Linked DNA regions of Homo sapiens: region 1 is linked to region 2. A link is a loop called in an ENCODE intact Hi-C map of the cell type or tissue named here. Cell type or tissue: endothelial cell of umbilical vein. All regions are shown on one strand. Each heading gives the region's core, and the rest is flanking DNA. Links, peaks and the distances in the headings are about the cores only.

Region 1 (10,611 bases), core at 2,455-7,454, 210 kb before region 2:
CAGGAGAATCACTTGAACCAGAAGGCAGAGGTTGCAGTGGGCCGAGATCACGTCATTGCACCCCAGCCTGGGCAACAAGAGGGAAACTCTGTCTCAAAAGAAAAAAAAAATTAACACAGGTAAAAAGCTTAGATCAGTGCTGAGCACAATATAAACCCATTAGTGGCTAAACCATCAACAAGTGTTGGGAGCTGCTGCTATTTTTACTTTCCCTAGAATTCTATCTCTTACCTTTCACTCTTCTCACTGCCCTTATTTGCCCAGAAATCCCTTTATGTCCTGAAAAACTCAACTCTCATATTTTACTTTTAGGAAATTATCAGTTACTGCTCTAACACAGTTCTTGATGTATGCTCTTCACTCCCTGACCTTTTGCTTTGTTGATACTTTATTATTGTACTTACGACTCCATACTTAAAAAATATAATTGGTAAAAAAAAATGTAACTAGTAATAGGCAGAAAAACTGGAATTGATTCCCAGTGCCTGTTACATGACAGGGGCTCATTATATACTTGCTGAGTGAATGATGGAAGGTCAAGTGAACAAATTAGAGAAATCAGGCAGAAAATATTTCCAGGTATCTTGGGGAGTTGAGAATTAGAGAAGAAAAGAATGAAGGAGGTTGGGATTTGATGAAGAACATATTTGTGACAGTGAAACTCAGTCGTGGGATTTGCTGTTTATATTGTTTTCTTTCCTTCTCAAATCAACATGAGTTGTACAGACCATAATAAAAGCTTCATCTTGAGCCTGTTATTGCATCACCATTTGGCTGATGTTTCACTGCTCCATCACTGTGGGAGGTTAACACTCACTGAGGGGTGGCAGTACCCTCTGCATTTCTCTGGGAAACTCCAATGATTCATCCAAAAGTGTGAGAAGCCAAGCAGCTTTTATCACCCAGGAGACAGCTGTAACCTGACCTCAATTCATGCCAAAGAAGCCTGAGGAAAGTGCCCTGGAAGTGAACAGCCTGCTCATGACTCAAGGAACTCAAAAGTCAGAGTTCTGACCAGTATTGTTGGGGTGGGTAAAAGAACTTCACTCCCTCAGATCTGAAAGTGTCCTTGCCAGAGGAGAGGGAGACCTTATTTCAAGTGTGTTTGAATAAACATGACATACATAAACTTGATTTTCCAGGTTTTGGAGAAAGCATACATTTGTCCTCTGCATCATGAAATAATGTCCTTGGTGGCTCCTTTCAGGGCCTGTGCTGCACTCTCCTTAGTGACTATTAGCATTGGAGTTGGACAATTTAAGGGCAGGAGTGGAGACCTGCTACTTATAAAGGATGACTACACTTATTTAGGGATACTGCTCACGCTGACTCTCAGAGCAATTCTTTTGTTCCAACAGCTGTTCCCAGGGTAGGGTAATATTGGAACAGAGGCTTATGCTGCAGTATCCATTGAGTGGGACTGAGGCCCCTTCAGTAGCTGAAAATCCCCACTTCAGTGCTACTGCTTCAGCTACTGCAGCTCTTACTGTCTTCAAAAACAATGGTAAGGATTCCTTTAACCTCAGAGGAGGAATTAGCTTTTTGCAGAGACTACAAAGAATCCATAGGATACAAACATTTCTATAGTCCAGGAAGGAGTCCCACATATAAAAACAAAACTGTAATATATTTTATAAGTGATTTGCCTAAATATGTGAGGCTGTATTCACTCAGTTTCTCAAGAAGCATTTCTTGAGAAGCTACTGTGTGCCAGAGCCTCCTTAGGGGGCAGGAACTGCTTATTTATCTTCATATCAACATCCCTAGGTAAGTGCCTAGCCCATCGTATGGGCTACAGACTATGCAATGCTATTTCCCTTAGCCCCACCAGAGTTCAGGGTCAGACTGATGGGCAGGACTATGAACAGATCTTCTTTCTCTCCTTGAAGGTAACTAACCTTCCATGGGACTTGAAGCTTCAGATTTTGGCCTTAACCAAGTCAACTAGCTCAAGTCAGAGGGGCAGTGATTATTTGAATTGCCAAGGTATTACCTAATGAGAATCTTTGTGACTAAGCTCTTAAAGTTGAAACTTAAGTAACATTAGCTGAAAAACTTGTTGGATAAACATTGCTACTCCCTTGAAAATTCCGGGAGTTCCAGTTTGGTTGCTGACCATTTTTTACCATTTATCTATTTGTTTAGCACTAACGTTTCTTAAGCTTCCAATGTATATAGAATGCTATGCTGGGTTGTGGGAAATACAATGAGCTATGCTCCCTGTCTGCAAGTCGGTCACATTTTAAGTGGGGGTGCAATAAATGACAGATTCAAACCACTGAACAATTATTAACAGAGAAAAGCAACTTTTATGGGCAAAGGCTTTCGGCAACTCCAGGCACAGTCTCACCCAAGGCCTTGATTGTGGCACTGCTTCTGTCACAGAGAATAAGAGTGAAATGTTAGAAGACTGTTGAAACACTGCGGAGTTAATGTTATGTTCCTTTTCATCTTTGGGTCTTTGTACATGCTGGTTCCTTGTCTTCCCACCACTACCCCTATATCATTTATCTAATTAAAACTCATAAACATGAATGAGAAGCCCTTTTTGACCACCAGCCTACAAACAGACACACAGACACACACACACACACACACACACACACACACACACACACTGCGTTGTCCTTCCATTGAGGTACCAACAGCACACTATAATTTCTCCATTATGATAGCATTTATTACAAGGTATTATGATTTCTGTTTAACTTCTCTGTATCCCTCCTGCCTGCTACATTGTAACTTCTGTGACTGCAGGGATATATCTGTTTTGTTCACCATTATATTGGCTAGCATGTAGCAGCCATTCAATAAATACTTGCTGAATGCATGAATGAACGGCTGAATGGCAGAACCAACATTTGAGTAAAATTTTCGTGTATTGTTTACTTTGTGCTATAACTTCCTAGGTATTTTATGGATCTTCTTTCTGTGGGGTTATATATAGTATAAATTTGTTGCAATATTATATTCTTTTTAAATGCCTCAGTCACTTGTTAAATTTAGTGCTTGTTGCAGAAGGGTATAATGTTACTGATAGGAAAGCCATAGTCTTGATCCCTATATCGAGGCCAAATGGCTTCTTATCTGGAAATCTCTGCCTTAAATTGAGCAGTATCTAGATTAGATGTTTTGAAACTATGTATCACTCACTATGGTGGGCAAATAGTTCAGACAGACTAGGAGACGGGATATGAGAAACTTAGAATAAGCTACAAGAAGAATTCTAAAGACACATGACCCATTAAATTCCTTTTTCATTGAAAATCAGACCAAAATCTGTGGCAAAAACAGAAAACGTATTCCGGAAATATGGCTGTAGAACTGAAGACTAAATAGCAAGCAGTGTTTAATCTGAAGTAATGAATGTTATTTCAAGGAGCAAAGAAGCTAACACTTGCAATAAATCTTTGTTTTGAAGTATCTTTCTCAAAGGTCATCAAAATAAGTTTTAATTTAGATTCCTAAATCCAGTTTCTGCTCTGTTAGTTATTGGGGATTTTTTGAATAAATAATCTACGCAGAACTGTGGACTCTGCTCTGCTTTTTCAACCCCATGGTGTGGTCATCCAGAAAGGATTTCTTCTCCGCTCTAGGCTTAGAAATGGGGTACCTCCTGCCTGATGTATCCTATGCTTTCCAGAACCTGAAAGATTAAGATGAATCATTACAAGTGAAATGACCCTAGACAGAGAACAAAGAGGGCTGGCACATGTTTGCTGTAACATTCCGGGAGAGCTCTTCATCCCGTTTACATGTTCTTGAGAGGGTGCCTTCCGTGCTGTGATGAATGAGCCACCCAGACCTCCCGCTACCACACAGCAATTGTTTAGTCAGAGATCCTGTGCATCTGGGTCTTTTTTTTAATCAGCAGGTTCTAAATAAAAAACAAAAAACAATAACAAGCCCACCCTCTCTGAATATGACTCTCTGACTCTCTTGTGTTTCTTGTTTACATTTTATTGTGCGAATGTGATTCTGCTTCTTAGCCTAGTGCATTTGGATTTGTTGTTCACACTGAGCATAAATTGCCAAACACTCAACTTTAATCTAATTGTACATACTATAAACAGAAAATGTTGACGTTAAAAGCATTTCCATAATCACAGATTGGGTGTATGGATGAGCAAGTGGATGAGTTAGGCCTTTTGTCATCTCAGTCCATAGCTTGATCCTTCAGGTATTCAAAAGGAAACGGGGACTGTCTTCCACTGATGACCTCACTGATGATGAGGTTCATCTGCCACCATCTATAGTGAGTGAAACTTTATGGTGTAGTTGTTAAGTCTCAAATTCAGAGAGACTTAGGATCAAATCTCACTCTGCTACTTTCTAGCTATGTGACCTTGGGAAAGCCACATGGTGCCTTGAAGACTCAGTCTCCTTAACTATATTATAAGAATAATAATATTCCCTATGCCAAAGGGATCCTGTGAGATAATAACATCTTAATTGAGTTAAATTATTTAAGAGTTAAATGAGATAATGGATAAAAATCATGGCACATTTTGAGCACTTCATAAATATTAATGATAACGATCCTTATTTAAACGTGCCCTGCATTCTAAAAATGAGAAGTAACTTTCTGGCTGAAACCAACCCCTGAATGGCAACAGAGAAAGCTGTTTCAACAGGGTTGAGAAAAAAGCTGGGGGATAAAGTAATGTTTCTAATCTTAGAGTTTAAGAGAAAATACATTTTTTAATTCACTTGGTAAATTAGAGATCTTTTAGGGACACCAGAAGAAGGCACTTTCTGAAAGAGTTAAAATGATTTCCTTAGAGTAAACAAATCTCTCTCATAGAATTTTTGCTTAGACTAAGTTGATGGGACATTCATTAAGAAATAAACTTTTCATCCTCGCTTGGGTAATGCAACCAGGGAACGAGTAAATATCCCGGGAAAGCCAACTTGCTATATGCAGGTACTATTTCTTAAAAATGTTATTTTTATCTATCAAAATAATATTACTGTTATTAAGTATCATTGAGGTTCAATCCTGCGACAGAAACTGTACTTAGCTATAGGGAATCAAATATGATTGTGACATAGTTCTACCCTCAGGGGTTTTAAGTGGGAAGATAGAATATGCCATTAAAAAAAAAGTAATCCTTGGCATGGAAGGTTAAATGCCTTATAACTAACTGATGATTGATAGCAGAAGAGTGACTAATTCTCATCTAGAAAGAGAAGGCCTGGGCTCTAGTTTTGGTTCCACCACTTGTCAAGTTTGTAACCTAGGGAAATTCACTTCAATCCTTTGAACTTTCAGTTTTTCAAAGGAAATGGAGATGACGATATTTGCCCTACCATTCCCATAAGGTTGCTGTGAGGTTCAAATGAGCTAAGGTTTACGAAAACACATAATAAATTACAGCACTTCGGTGCTATTCCTTGGTGTGATCATTTTCCTTCCTCTGCCTCCTCATAGACTGAGACTCTCATAAACTGTTTTATTTTCTGTCTCAGCTTATGAAATATCTGCAAGTTATATCATTATGTGTGTGTGTGTATTGTGTGCACATTATCAAGTCTAATCAAGCCAAAGCAGCAGAACTAAACACAGATATCTGGACTCCTAAAAATCCACCACTTAATCGTGAAGACAACATTGTTAGAGAAGAAAAGATATTCTCTAAGGTTGGACCTATTTCAGAAATGAGTAGCATCACCCTTGCTTTACAATGGAGAAAACTGAGTATTGATTTATTGAACACTTATTTAATAAAGGTTTATGAAGAACCCATCCTGCACCAGGGGCCCAGGTACCAACTTAAAGAATGTGAGTGAGAAAAACAGGGAACTCAGTCCTGGCATTGACCTTTGCTGTAACTTCTGCTCATTGTAGGAATCAGCCAACTTCCTGTCCTTTAGTTTCCTCTTCTGCAAACTGAAGATTAGTTAGTTGTAGAGCATACAGTCAGTGTTATGTCTGAAAATATTGAAATACAGAGACAAAGTGAAAAAGAAGGGTATGAAACCCCTTTCCATTAGACTGTAAGAGGGATGATGATTGTTACTTTTGGGAGTTATGAGCGTGGGCAGTGGAGAGAGTGGTTTGTTTGAGGATGCCACGCTGAGCATTGGGTGGATGTGGAATTTGTGTGGGCAGGGAAGTAGAGAAGAGAGTTGGGGCAAGCTAAGACTGCCAGCTTCCAGACTGGAAGCTTCTGCGGTAGTTACGGGGAATGAGTCAGGAAATAGTTCTGTGTAAATAGTTATGAAATTTTAAAGCTAATTTTGTCATGGGCCAAAGGCATTTTTTGGGGATGATGAGAGATATCAAATTTTGTGGATGCGCCTACAAGTAGGTGATGGTTCTACACTGAAAGATTTGCCACTTTTCTTCACCCTAGAATGTTCATATTGTGCGTGTGTGTGTGTGTGTGTGTGTGTGTGTGTGTGTGTGTGTATGGTTTCTTAGTGGACTGTGAGATATATTAAACATAGATAAAAGGAATATTTAACTAAAAGAGAAGCAACAGAAAGTTAATCAAATAGTATCCAAGACAGGACGGAAATGGGCTTTAGGGGAGTCCTGAGAGAAAGAGAACTCACATTCATTGAGTTCGTGTGAATTGTTTCTGGGCCCCGGGCACTGTCATATCCATGAAATAACCTTATTCTTGTCTTGAAAAGCTGTTCTCATACAGATCTGAAAACTAAGGCCCAGAGACAGTAAGCAGCTTCTGGGAATGACTATGTTGTTGAGCTCAGGTTTGAGCTATGGAGGGTATGAAGTTATTTCCTCTTAGCAACTCCATCACAGACTCAACATGCTGGGCAAACTCACTTTATCTTTAAAGAACAGTCTCTATTTGCAAAGGAGAGAACCTGCTTCCATACACTTGGGACTGTTAGAGTTGTCAGACGATGTTACCAAAGCAAAGGCACTTGAACTTAGGCCAAGGTATATGTTTCTGTAGTCACCCTGTGGTAACTACTGGGGTCAGCATTTCACAAAACCTACTTACCCTGTTTAGTTAGGAAAACCCTAGAGGTGGGGGAGTGGGAGTGAGGGTCCCCAGTCCCACTGTCATTTGGAAAAATGTCCAGATGAGAGTAGGCTGTCCACTTCCTAGAGGCAAATCTTTCTGAATCTACATAGTTTCACAGACTCACAGAACTTCAGAGCTGAAGAGACCTTCAGATAGATATTTTTCAGATAGACCTTCAGATAGACATTTTGCCGCACTGCTCAGTCTAGGTTAACGGGAAGCTAGGGCAAGAATTCACTTATGGCCCTCCCTTCTTCCTGTATTCAGTATTTTCCTGTCTGTAACATTGGGTCCATGATTAAGCTATTTAACCAGTTTCTGAATTTGTAATTTATGAAGCCAGGAAAAGGGCATTTATCACTTGAATCATCCCAGCAGCCTGTGTCAGAGTTAAGGAGGGAATTATTTTTTTTTCTAAAAATTCTGTTCTAGGCTATTTAAGGTCACTCTACTTGCCTCTTCTGGAGAGACTCGTACATGCGTTGCTGATCCCTGGGCTGAGTTCTCCCAGCCCTAGTGAACTCGGAAGTACAGGTCCAGAAGGTTCTGCTTGATGGTTCCCATCAGGGTAAAACTGAAAATAGGAAGCCGTTGGTTGCTGATTGTAAGATAAATTTGTTTAAGTAGTGTGCCAAAAGCAGTGGGTCATATGAAAAGCCACATGACCAACCAGAAATAATTGGAGCTTAAAAGATGCTAGGGTCTATGAGTAAGATTTCTTTCACCATGGGATTTAGGTAAGGCAAACTCACCCACTCACTAGTTCTTAATTCCCATTTTCTTTTTGTCCTGGAACATTTCACCTGCCCTGATGCGGCAAATTAAGTGATTGAATTAATACAGAAATGTCAGCCTTTATTGATGACAATTAGGTGTTCATATTATTTCTGTTTTATTAATAATTTATTTACCTATTCAACAAATCTTTAAAGCCTACTGTGTGCTAGATGTGGAGGAAGAAACAAGTAACACTTCCTCCGTGACAGTTTTTCTAATCCCTCTAGTGTAAATTCTCTCTCCCTTTCCTGAAACTTAGTAGTTCTTTGTTTATAGTTCTCCAATAGATTTATGCCATGTTGCCTTGTATTGTAGCAGCTTGAGAACATGTCTTACTATTTAGAACTAAGACAATTGCTTTACAAGTATTTGTCTGTACCATGATATTTAAAGTAGTGCTGGCACAGAGTATGTTGTCAGTGTTGTGGAATAAATGACTAAATGAATATTTGTTGAATTAGGTAAGAAGTTGCTTCAGCTTTGGCTGTTATGCTGCTGTAACAAACAGCTCCCAAATTTCAATAGCTCAGAACACAATGATTTATTTCTCATCTATGTTAATGCCCATAGTGAGTTAGGTGCAGCTCTGCTCCCCATCTTCTGGATTTGGGGATCTGGGTAGAAATAGCCATTAGTTGGGATTTTCTTGTGTTGGGGAACAAGAGAGATGGCAGAAACACATGATAGATCAGAAGTGGCATTCATTGGCTGGGCACGGTGGCTCACGCCTGTAATCCCAGCACTTTGGGAGGCATAGGCAGGTGGATCACCTGAGCTCAGGAGCCCAAGATCAGCCTGGCCAACAATGGTGAAACCCCATCTCTACTAAAAATACAAAAATTAGCCAAGCACGGTGGCAGGCACCTGTATCTCAGCTACTTGGAAGGCTGAGGCAAGAGAATTGCTTGAACCCGGGAGGTGGAGGTTGCAGTGAGCTAAGATTGCGCTACCACCCTCCACCTGAGCAGCAGAGCGAGACTCTGTCAAAAAACAAACAAACAAACAAACAACATCACTTCTGCTCAAATTTCGTTGGCCCAAACTAGTCATGTAGCCACGCCTGCCGTGGAGGGCAGACAAGGATAATTCTCCCATGAGAAAGGCCATGAATCTTTGGGAATAATAATATAATTTACCAGAGAAGTCATCCTTATTTTTTAAAGAACTTAAAATTTAGTTGAGGAAGTAAGCTATACACAAAGAAATACAATAAAAAAAAGGTGCAAGCAACATGTTATAGAGGTGAGGGAGGAGAGATTTCTTTGGACTAAGATTAGTCACAGAAGGATTAATAAAAGATGTGTTCTTTAAATTGGACATGAAAAGTAAGATTTTGCCAAGTGGAACTGGACAAGAGGTGAATAGAAGAGTATTTAAAAAGATATGAAGGTACTCAAACAAAAAATGTACTAAAAAAAAGAGTGAAAAGTCCACTTTTGGTGGATAATTAGGTCCACATTTCAAAGTTGGGAATTTAGAGTCTATTAAGCAGGAAATTATAAACCACTAGAGATTTGGAAAGCTAACTAAAGGATGCAATGGAGAGAAGCTGAAAATATTTTTGAGGCTATGCAAAGAGTTCAGGAAACAGGGACTAAAGACAGAATCAGAATAGTGAAAAGTATGAACAGGACAGAACATACAGAGGCAAGATGCAAAGGAAATGTACAAAGGTTGAAAACCGATTGGTTTGGAAAGCAAAGGAGAGAGGCAGTGAAAGAAGTTGCAGATGATTATTCCATTAATGGTGGTGCCATTAATGGAATTCAAAAAATAAGAAGAGGACTGACTCATAGGAAGAGAAAATAAGTTTTGTTTGAGGTATTCTGATTTCGAGGAATTTCAGAGAGAAATGTTTAGTAGGCGTATGGAACTCTGGGAATAGAGTTTGTGGGATTGTGGTTGTGATTGAAGATGTAGTCCTGAGGGACCCCTGAAGAGGTGACAGTTGAAGCCATGAGTGCAGATGAGAATCCCAAAGGAAACTAGTGGCCAAAAGGCAGAGTCTTGGAGGGCTGCCAACATGTAGGATGTGGGAAGATGAAGACAAACCAGGGAGGGAAGCTGAAGAACCTTGACAAGGCAGAGAGGAGAACACTATAGTGTGGGATCAAGTGAGCTGAGGCAGGAGAGAGGCTGAGGAGCAGGGAGAGGTCAGCGGTGTCAAATGCTTTAGAAAGTGCTAAGAAGATGAGAATGTAGGAAGTGGTATTGAGGTTAGAGTAGGAGATCATTGGCGATGAGTAAGGAAACAACTTCAGTGAGGACTGGAGATGTTCTTGTGAGATATCTGATAACAAAAATTACAGAGATTGCATAATGGAGGATTAGTTGGAACTGGTGGAACTGAGAGTACGCTTAGTGCGATAACCTTTGAAAAGAAGAGGAACCTATTCCATTTGGGGAAGGCAGGAGAAAACTATGCACTAAGAGAGAACTTGTCCATGAGAAGGAGTGATTTTTAAGGTGCTTCTTAACAAAGTAGAGTTTAGGGAATGTATTCACTCTTTGAAATTAAAAAGCAATTGCTTATTATTGAAAACCCAGGTTAGCTATTAAAAAAAAAAAAAGAGAAAAATAAGACAAAAAAAGAAAAAAAAACCATGCATGTGTAACAAGTCAGGGGAAGCTGAGGAGACCTTCCAAACTGTACTGTATTCACTTGCATATATTCCACATCTGGCACTGGGCAGTCAAATATTCACAGGTAATAAATAGATATTAAAGAATGTATTATTGGGCATTAGGACTCATAATTTTAGAAAAATGTTTTTTGTGGCTGGGCGTGGTGGCTCACTCCTGTAATCCCAGCACTTTGGGAGGCCAAGGAGAGTGG
Region 2 (10,611 bases), core at 2,226-7,225:
CATTGTATTATGCCAGAGGCCATAATTCCAACCCATAGAGTCCCCTGGTTTGAGAGAATAAAGCCTGATCTTTACAGAGAAGCAGAGCCCAGAGTTAGAGAGAAAGGGTCCTCGGCTGGATATTCCTGTCCTCTTTAGCAGTTTGATAAGATGACCCTCTCCTTTTGATTTAACTACTTACAACCACTCATATGGTCTCTATACTAAATGAGCTTGTTCTCTAAAATAAGTAACAAGGAAAAAATGTTAGAGATACACATGAATACAATAGAAAAATAGCTTATTTCTAACATTCGTACATTGAATTTTCAAGTCTATGTATACTTTCTTATTATAAAACAATGTTGCTCCTCTGGCTAACATTTTTTGTGATACTTCTTAACTTAAAAAATAAATGGCATATAAGCAAGCCCTTTACAGTATAATTCCAGCCAAACTTCCCAACGTGTCTCCAACTATTCCCTTTTACATATTCTAAAATGATCCCCATCAGACTATTTCATGTTTCTAAAACATGCCATAAAAGTTTTTAAGTTCCAGGATACATGTGCGGGATGTGCAGGTTTGTTACACAGGTAAACCGTGTGCCATAGTGGTTTGCTTCACCTATCAACCCATCACCTAGATATTAAGCCTAGCAATCATTAGCTATTTAATCTGATGCTTTCCCCGCTATGCACCCCTCCCTGCTGCTGACAGGCCCTAGTGTGTGTTGTTACCCTCCCTGTAACCATGTGTTCTCATTGTTCAGCTCCCATTTATAAGTGAGAACATGTGGTATTTGGTTTTCTGTTCCTGTGCTAGTTTGCTGAGGATAATGGCCTCTTGCTCCATCCATGTTTCTGCAAAGGACATGATCTCATTCCTTTTTATGGCCACATAGTATTCCATGTGTATATGAACCACATTTCCTTTATCCAGTCTATCATTGATGGGCATTTGGCTTGATTCCATGTCTTTGCTATTGTGAATAGTGCTGCAGTGAACATACACATGCAACATGCCATAAATGTTAATCATCAGTGTTAAAATAGAGTTACTCAAATGTAGACATGTAATATTTTCTAAACATTCACTGATATTAATAATTAAATGACGAATAATTAAACTTTAAAAATTTATCAAGTTATTACTTGAAGAAAAGTCACTGTAAATTTTGATGAGCAAATAAAGAATTGTGGATATTCTGTAGAAAATATCTAGGTATTTTCAAGGTCTGTAGTAATAAAGATTTTGTTTGTTGTTTTTGATGTTGTCTAAGCTCACATCAAAACTTAGTACTTTCGTTGTTCTTGCTATAAGTAAGTAATTTTAAATACCTATGAGTAATATATAACTATATTTCAAGGAGGCAAACTCATAGTGACTATCATTTCCCCAACTCCGACTCTACGTACTTTGGATGCTCTGGATTTTTCCAGAAACCGTTGGAGTTAATATAGTTTAACATAGAGGCCTTAGAGTCAGAAACAGATTTAAACTGTGTAAATCCCAGCTCAATCACCTACTAGCTGTTTGATTTTGTACGATTTATGTGATTACAATAAACCTTTGTTTTATGATATGTAAATAATCATTGGACCTACCTAGGAGAATTGTTGTGGAGAGTAAATGAAATAATACAAGTTACATGCCTGATATGCAGTATGTTTCAATAACTATGAGCAATTATTATAAGCATGGATGATGGCATCAGGCTCCTAATGGAGTGGGGCTGAAGCCTACGGCATGCTTTAGATGTCAAGGTTCTCTGTGTAACCAGTCTGGCCTTGAGCACTCATTATTAGTAAAGAGCAAGATAGGCCCATTTCTACTGCTAGATTTATCAGATTTTTAAAAATGCAATGCATTCTAATAGCACTGGAATGATCATGAGAGTAGAGCCATGGATGAATGCATAAACCTGACTCAAAGTTAAGAAAAAATGTTATGGGGACCCTCTCTTTTACCTCTCCCACTCTCTCAGGAGAGCTGAGATACTGTCCTTTCAGAGGATGCTAACCTGTTCATCTGTACAGCAAGAGAGATAAGCATGGGTCTGAGTAGGTGCTAAACCTCTGTAACACCCAGCTAGCTGGTCCACCTACCAGTCAAGCAAAAGTTCAGAATAAGAAGATTAAAACAATGTTATGAGAGGTAGTATTAGCAGAAAAGGAAGAGAAGCCACAGCAACTGCCATTCATGAAATTAAGACCCTGATGCTAGCAGCCTTCTATACAGAAGAAGCAAGCCTGATTCCAATACTTGTATATTGATTAGGAATTATTGTAAGGACATAATGAAGAAATACACCAAGTATTATAGATTATTCCAGCAAAGAACCCCTAAAAGATTAGTTGAAAAAGACTCAGTATTGGTTACTGCTAAGAAAGAGAAGATATGAAGAGATAGGTTTCCTTCATATCAATTTGTAGATACCTCACTCATAAGCCTTTGGCAAAGGTAACAGGTATTGCTCTCCTGAAAACTGCACATACACACACACATTATTTTGCTTGCCCTTTCAGCAGAGATATAAAACCCCAAAGACTCCCCCTCCACCAGTGGATCTGGGTTTGGATGCTGAACTTCTGCTCTTCCAGTACAGGAAATGACTTAAACTTATTGATAGCCCTCTGAAAACTCACTGTTTCTCATCTCAATATGTTTTGCTTTTTTTTCCATCGCTACTCTCATTTATGCCTTAGAGATAAATTTTGTACATTGTTCCCCTACTCCTAATAATAAACCAATGGAGAACACAAGAAAAACCTTTTTTTCTGTTTTACTGTGCGTGGTCTTCTAGTGATACATTAGCCAGCAGTAACAATAGCTCAGCACTCTCACAGTCGGGATTAGCTTTCATCTTAAAACTAATTACCATATTACAAAGGAATAGATGAATATAAGAACAAAGACAGTAGACATGCCGAGCACCATCACACCACACACAAGAATGGGGCTCAGAAGTTTGAACAGAGAGAATTGCTAAAGATAAAGCTTTAGATTTCACAATAAAATGTGCACAAAATTTTTATTATGTTCATCAAGGTGAGAAGTTTAACACTAACTTGTAATGATAACTCATTAAAAATATGACTTGTCACTGATGATATGCATTTGTTAAGAATACACTAATAATTAAACTATACCAAAGTAAAAATGTAACACTAATAACTAACATTGGTCATAGCATGACATGGCTAATCTTTCAAGAGTTAGGGTTTTTGCTTTGTGGTCTTTTTTTTAATGGGTTGACTGATTAGTCAAAGAGATGTACTTTCATACACTACTGATGGTGGAAGGCTACAGATCAGACATCAGACTATCCGGGAAGAATTTTAAAAATATAATTGCTTGTCACCAGCCCTTGTACTGCGCCCTCAACTCCCCATCTTTAATTAGAATTTTTGTCCGCAGGCCCAGGCAGCAATGTTTATTGACAGTTCCTCAGGCAATTCTAATGAGCAGTCAGAGTTGAGACCCTGTTGTAGACCCTTCTGTATCAACTTTCAATTTAAATGTAGCCATTTTGATGCTTTCTCTGACTTGAGCCAGTGATTTGCCTTTTAAGGAAACTGGTGAAAATAAATCTAACACCCCTTGTTTTCACAATAATTTGAAGATAGAGTAATTATTCTGAGCCATCTTGCAAATATGTCCTGTTATAAAGGTTATTTTTAACAAATTTATATAGTTTAAAGCCCAGATAAAGAAATCAATCTATTTGCAGATAAACAATGTTTAATCTGTATGAGACAAGTCCCAAACCTTAACTGCAAATGGGCTAGATTTTGCATATGGCAGATAACTTGTAACTTAGTGAATATCCCAACAACTCTGTTGTCTTTCTTTAGCACAATACACTCTTATCTTCCCTGGTTTGGTTCTGTGTACCTATGCCCTAATAAAGTCTTACTATATGGCTTGTTTTCCTATCATTTTTATGACATGCATTCCCCTTTACATTAAATAAAAATTGTTCTTAGTCTTCATTAATTTCCTTTAAACTTTCCTGACAGCATTTCACCTGCCTCTCTTCTCAACTATGTCAATTGACATTGTCTTTTTCTTTACAGATTCTGTTTCAAAAACATCCTAGGAGTTAGAGTTAAGCATCTCTCTTAAGTACTTGATGTGTATTTAGTAGAATTAATGTACCCATTATCTTTGTTTTATTTGTGAAGGCCAAAGAAGTCTATGCTTTGGAAATGTTCAATGACTTACTCAAATGAAAAATAAAGGTTTCTGTTAGAAAGAAGCTATTTTCCTCCAGAGTAGCAGTTACTGAACTAACCATAGTTTATGGCCTATGATTTATGACATTGATAATAGGAATAATTGAAGTATCTTCATCACCAATTAAGGAGGTGGAAAAAGCATCAGACTGTGAATAGGCTGGGAATTGATTGGATTTCAAATTCCAGTCAGTTGAAGGGAGAAGATCTGGGCTCACATTATATCTTTTCTGCTTGCAGTAACTTTGATCAAGTTACTTAACCCTCTGTGATCCTGTTGAGGATAATAGCAATCTCATCTTACTGGGTTGCTGTGAAGAAAACTGAGATAATAACAGAGTAGGAACTCAGTGAATGTTTGAGGCTATTTTAAGGCATATAATTTTTTTTTGCAAACATGGAATAATAAAAAGCAAATAGCTTTGGAGTCCAGGAGACCTGAACAGCTGTGTAACTTCTGGCAAGTTACTTAACTTCTCTGTTTTCTCTGACTGCCATGAGGATTAAATAAAAGACTTATGTATGTAATTGACTATCTTCCCTGGTATCATCAGTATGTGAGAATGAATGCAGTAAAATTAAGAATACATTTTAGCAGCTCCTCCTCCTATCCCTTGCTTACAGCCTCCATACTTCTTGGGGCTGAGACAGCAATGCTTAGCAAGAGTGCCATCTGCTCCTCCACATCCACTTGCCAAGTCGCAGTTCGGCAGGGCCATGAGGCTTCTGATTATTGAGTTGTAAGTAGAAGCAATGTGTTTTTTATGACAACCTAACTTCTCTTGACTAATACATTCATCTCACTGCCTAAAGACTTTCTAGAAGTAATAGTGAATTTCTGTAAATGCCAATGAATATATCGTCAGTTAACGGGGGAAATCCAGGAGATCCCACTGCTACTTCTGAAATATCTGCTACCTAACCACCAGGGGGCTATCATCACCTACTGGGCACATGCATTTTCACTGTCTCCCTCAAGATGCCTGATATGGTTTGGCTTTGTGTCTCCTGATATGGTTTGGCTTTGTGTCTCCACCCAAATCTCATGTTGAATTGTAATCCCCAGTGTTGATCTAGTGGGAGGTGATTAAATCATGGGGGCAGATTTCCCCCTTGCTGTTCTTGTGATAGTGGGTTCTCACAAGATCTAGTTGTTTGGCAGTGTGTGGCACTTCCCCCTTTGCTCTGTCTCTTTCTCTTGCTCCAGCCATGTAGGACTTGCCAGCTTCCCCTCTGCCTTCTGCCATGATTGTAAGTTTCCTGAGCTTCCCCCCACCCCAGCCATGCTTCCTGTACAGCCTGTGGAACCGTGAGCCAATTAAACCTCTTCCCTTTATAAATTACCCAGGCTCAGATAGTTCTCTGTAGCAATATGAGAGCGGATGAATACGTGCCAAAACTATTTGTTGGGTTGTGATAAAAAGGGAGCATGCCTCTTTTCCCTTTTTTATGTTACACTGAATTCAAAGACTACCAAAGTAGTGTTGCTGTTGCCAATACCTTACTGAGTTTTAGTGGAAATGCCCTTTTATTGCTTGCTCTCTCTCCCTGACTGAGACAGGGCCCATGAGCAGGAGACAATTCCAAGTGACCCAGTATTATTGAAGACTGAGTAGACTCAGAAGTTGCCCTCTCTTCTGATGACTAAGGCTTTCATATTGGGTTAGGCACATTGATGTCTTACTTTTTCTGCCCTTAAGGTGAGTTATTTTCCAGGAGGATCTCCTCAGCACCTTCATAAGAATGGATTTGCCCAAATCTGTTCAGACATGCCTGAATTGCTTATGTGGATGCACTTAGCCTCAAACTGAGCTATACTCTCATGTGTGTGTACAGCACCTAGCGGAGCACTGGGAAACAGGTCCCACAACGAGTGGTGCTGCTGGTGGGAAAGGTAGTCACCGCAGCTTATATGGTAAGTTCTTTTTTCTTGTTTCTAAGATTTAAAAGAAGTTCCTTTCTCTCTTCTTCCAGACTTCTCTATTTTTCATCCTTTGATTCATTATTATCAGAGAGTTTGATTAGCTTTCAGTTTTATGCAGAGCAGCGCAGTCTTCCTGGCCACTGGGTTGGATTTATTTTTATATCTAATGGGAATCAGGTCACAGAAGATGGTTTCAGAATGTCTCACATCCGGCCTCCCTCACTCACTAAAATGTTAAGCTTTGTTCTTTTAAAATATTGATAAACACAATTGTTAATGAATTTTCCTTCAGTTTTCAACAGATCTGAATCTTTACACTTTTGGAATCTCATGAATCATGGGAAGTTCCCAAGGAAAATGGGAATTTTGGTGCTACGAAGTTTTTAAAAGGTTTTGATCTTTCTTTCAAGGTACTCTTCATGGGGAGTATGTGTGTCAAAATTTCACTTAGCTGATGTATTGCTATTAAAAGTGAATTGTTTCATTTCCTTTAGACAATACTAAAGGGAACGCTTTCTGCCGCTTTTAAGCGATAAAAATCTAAACACAATAGGTCTTAGTATAATAAGCATTTGGGTGTTACTTTTTCCTGTTAAGAGAAAAAACAACCCCATTTATAAACTGTTATTAAATCAAATTATTAATTCCAGTGGGACTTGAAACTCAGTAACAAAAATAATTGATATAATGTTACTTTTTCTGATTTTCCTGGGCTTCTTTACTAATTGGAAATTTTATTGCAAAATGAAAGCCTAAATAATAATAATAATATATATTTTTTTGAGACAGAATCTCACTCTGTCACCCACACTGGAGTGCAGTGGGATGATCTCAGCTCACTGCAACCTCCGCCTTCTGGGTTCACATGATTCTTATGCCTCAGCCACCCAAGTACCTGGGATTACAGGTGTGCACCACCAAGCCCAGCTAATTTCTGTATTTTTAGTAGAGATGGGGTTTCACCATGTTGGCCAGGCTGGTCTCGAATGCCTAACCTCAAGTGATCCACCTACCTCGGCCTCCCAAAGTGCTGGGATTATAGGCGTGAGCCACTGCGCCTGGCCAATGATTGAATTTTTGAACTGGGAGAAAACCTATTTAACTAAAACATTTATATTTATATAAATTTATATTTACGTCTCTCTTTCTATACACACACACACACACATACACACACACACACACACATATATATATGCTGAGGCCCAAAGAGTTTACATTATGTACCCAATGATACTGCCTTAGTCCGTTCATAGTACTATAAAAATACCACAGACAGAGCGACCTAAATGACAAACATTTATTTCTTACAATTCTGAAAGTTGGGGAGTCCAATATCAAGGCACCTGCAGATTCAATATCTAAGGGTTTACTTCCTGATCCACAGACTACTGTCTTCTTGATGTGTCTTCACATGGCAAAAAGAGCAAGGGAGCTCCCTGAGGTCTCTTTTATATGGGTAGTAATTCTATTCATGTGGCTCCATTCTCAGGACCTCATTACCTTCCAAAGGCCCCACCTTCCAATACCATCACCTTGTGGATTAGGATTTCAACATATGAATTTGGGGAGGACACAAACATCCCATCTCTATGGCAGGCACAAAGCTAGTTAATGAAAGATCTGATTACATGGTAGTTTCTATTTATTAGTATAAAAATAGCTCCTTATAATAGGCTTTGATTTATGTCAAAAATATTTATATTTAGGCAAAATGTAAGCAAGAATTTTGCTAACATTGTGCACATACCATTGATATATACTAAGCTCAGTCTACTTTTTTCCTCATCATTTCGTTACAGCTACAAAAATCTCCTTCTGTTGCTAAATGTAAGTTAAGAAAGAAAGGGAAGTTCTATAAAATAAATTGTTGAAACCTATGTTTATAAGAGAAATGCTAGTAATCTCCCATCTCCCTAAAGAAAAAAATCTTAGTTTTAAATACTTCAGAAGGTCTCATGATGAAATCTCCTTTGCAAAAATTATGACAATGAGAAAAATTTGACATAGGAAAATTATGACAGGGAAAGAAATCTGACCAAACTGACTCCACTGACTCCATCTTGCTTCTAATCTCCAAGCTGCCCTTCATCCCTGGCTGAAGGCCATGCTAACTATGGGAGGAATTTACTTTATTGTTTAACTTTGAGAAAAGGATAAGAGCCCCTTCCCAAAACAAACTTCTTCCTTGTTTGGGGACAAGACCACCTTTGTAAAACTAACAAATTAGTCATAAGATTAGAAATTATGGCTCAGGAGTGATGTAGCCAGAGGCCACAAGATTCCTAACCTCTCCAATTGCTCCTGTAAATAACATCACTATTGTAAAACCTAAGACTTGTGTTTGAGGTATTTTTCAGACCCTGCAATCAGATGGACCAGCTAGCACCATCCATACCAGTAAACTGGCTCATCTGGTCTTGTGGCCCCCACCCAGGAACAGACTCAGAACAAGAAGACAAGTTTTGACTCCCTATGATTTCTCCCCAACCCAACCAATCAGCATTCCCCATTCCCTAGCCTCTGTCCCCCAAACTATCCTTAAAAAATCCTAGCTTCCAAATTTTCATGGAGGCTGATTTGAGTAATAATAAACTCCTGTCCTTTCACTTGGCTGAGACTGCGATTATTAAATTTTTTCTCTATTGCAAAAACCTGCTGTTCTCAGTGCACTGGTTTTTCTAGGAAGCAGGCAAGATTAACCCTTTGGGGGAGTAGAAGACTATAATTTTATGAACTTGGTGTTTCACACTACCAAAATAGGTACATTGAAATTCCAACTTCATGTCAATACACTGCATGATTTTACAGCAACAAAAGCATCAGCCTCCTTACCAAATATGGATATTCAATTGAAATCTGAAATAATTAAAAAATGAAGGTGATGACCTTTAGTAATATAAAGAGAAGTTTACAATTACATTAACAAGTGTGATGACATTTATTTGAGGACACTATTCTGCTGGGTCACAGAACTGTGAATCTTTTCTGTGAAATCCCTACCTTAATTGAATTAGGCATTTCCCTAGTACCCTATACATACTTTTATTATAGAATGCTTATTGGATATCTCTTGCACACTACTTAAAATCCTTTCAGCCTCACTTCTTATTCCAGCCACTGCTGCGGCTACCTAACTAATACCTGCTTTGGTCAGTTTCATCCAGGAGCAAACTGACAGTCTCTCCCTATGTGCCTCTCACTTTCTACCTTGCCTGGGGCTTTTCTGATGCCCTGAGGCATGGGACACCTACAAAAACTTGCCCAAAACTTGTATCAGTCTGAGATCAATAAGAGAAGCAGAACCATTAGAGGCTCAATTTATATTTATATTTGTTACCGGGATTTCACCTTAAATAATTGATGCTGGTTAGACTATCGGTGTAAAGCCACAGTATTGTTTTAATATTGTCTTTTTTTTTTTTTACTGTAAATAATAATGTTTTATTTTCAATGGAAAGTTCAATGTCCTTTGTACCTGCAAAGGACACGAGTTCATTCTTTTTTATGGCTGGTGGTTTGTTGCACTCATTAACCCGTTATCTACATTAGGTATTTCTCCTAATGTTATCCCTCCCCTTGCTCCCTACCCCCTGACAGGCCCCACTGTGTGATGTTCTCCTCCTTGTGTCCATGTGTTCTCATTGTTCACCTCCCACTTATGAGTGAGTACATGTAGTCTTTGGTTTCAGTTCCTGTGTTAGTTTACTGAGAATGATGGTTTCCAGCTTCATCCATGTCCCTGCAAAGGACATGAACTCATTATTTTTTATGGCTGCATAGTATTCCATAGTGTATATGTGTCACATTTTCTTTATCCAGTTTATTATTGATGGGCATTTGAGTTGGTTCCAAGTCCTTGCTATTGTGAATAGTGCTGCAATAAACATATGTGTGCATGTGTCTTTATAGTAGAATGATTTATAATCCTTTGGGTATATACCCAGCAATGGGATTCCTGGGTCAAATGGTATTTCTGATTGTAGATCCTTGAGGAATTGCCACACTCTCTTCCACAATGGTTGAACTAACATACACTCCCACCAACAGTGTAAAAGTGTTCTTATTTCTCTACATCTTCTCCAGCATCTGTTGTTTCCTGACCTTTTAATGATTGCCATTCTAACCGGTGTGAGATGGTATCTTATTGTGGTTTTGATTTGCATTTCTCTAATGACCCATGATGATGAGTGTTTTTTATATGTTTGTTCACCACATAAATGTCTTCTTTTGAGAAGTGTCTGTTCACAACTTTTGCCCACTTTTTGATGGGGTTGTTTGGTTTTTTCTTGTAAATTTGTTTAAGTTCCTTGTAGATTCTGGATATTAGCCCTTTGTCAGGATAGATTGCAAAATTTTTTCCGATTCTGTAGGTTGCCTGTTTACTCTGATGATAGTTTCTTTTGCCGTGCAGAAGCTCTTTAGTTTAATTAGATCCCATTTGTCAATTTTGGGTTTTGTTACAATTGC

The links. Hi-C counts contacts between places; a loop is a spot of excess contacts. Peaks named below come from ENCODE experiments on the same cell type or tissue, not always from the same donor. Only the 100,000 strongest peaks of a DNase experiment are listed, where the experiment ranks them.
Region 1: it touches region 2 in a loop (5-fold over the local background); 1 of 110 quality-filtered maps calls a loop at or near these places.

What each region holds. Positions count from the first base shown.
Region 1 is chr1:100,621,371-100,631,981 of GRCh38, forward strand. LINC01349 (long intergenic non-protein coding RNA 1349) reads right to left here. Exons shown (of 5, transcript NR_038914.1): 4 at 7,455-7,572; 5 at 5,679-5,932. Among named protein-coding and RNA genes, the nearest start is that of LINC01349, 20 kb to the right of the region's middle. RefSeq lists a silencer at 1,211-1,509. In endothelial cell of umbilical vein, for the core only: no CTCF peak of the experiment used is centred there; DNase peaks (open chromatin) are centred at 5,311, 5,861 and 7,341; H3K27ac peaks cover 2,042 bases.
Region 2 is chr1:100,830,055-100,840,665 of GRCh38, forward strand. No RefSeq gene overlaps it. Among named protein-coding and RNA genes, the nearest start is that of EXTL2, 59 kb to the right of the region's middle. RefSeq lists an enhancer at 5,525-6,724. In endothelial cell of umbilical vein, for the core only: a CTCF peak has its summit at 5,177 (motif pointing right); a DNase peak (open chromatin) is centred at 6,527; H3K27ac peaks cover 2,131 bases.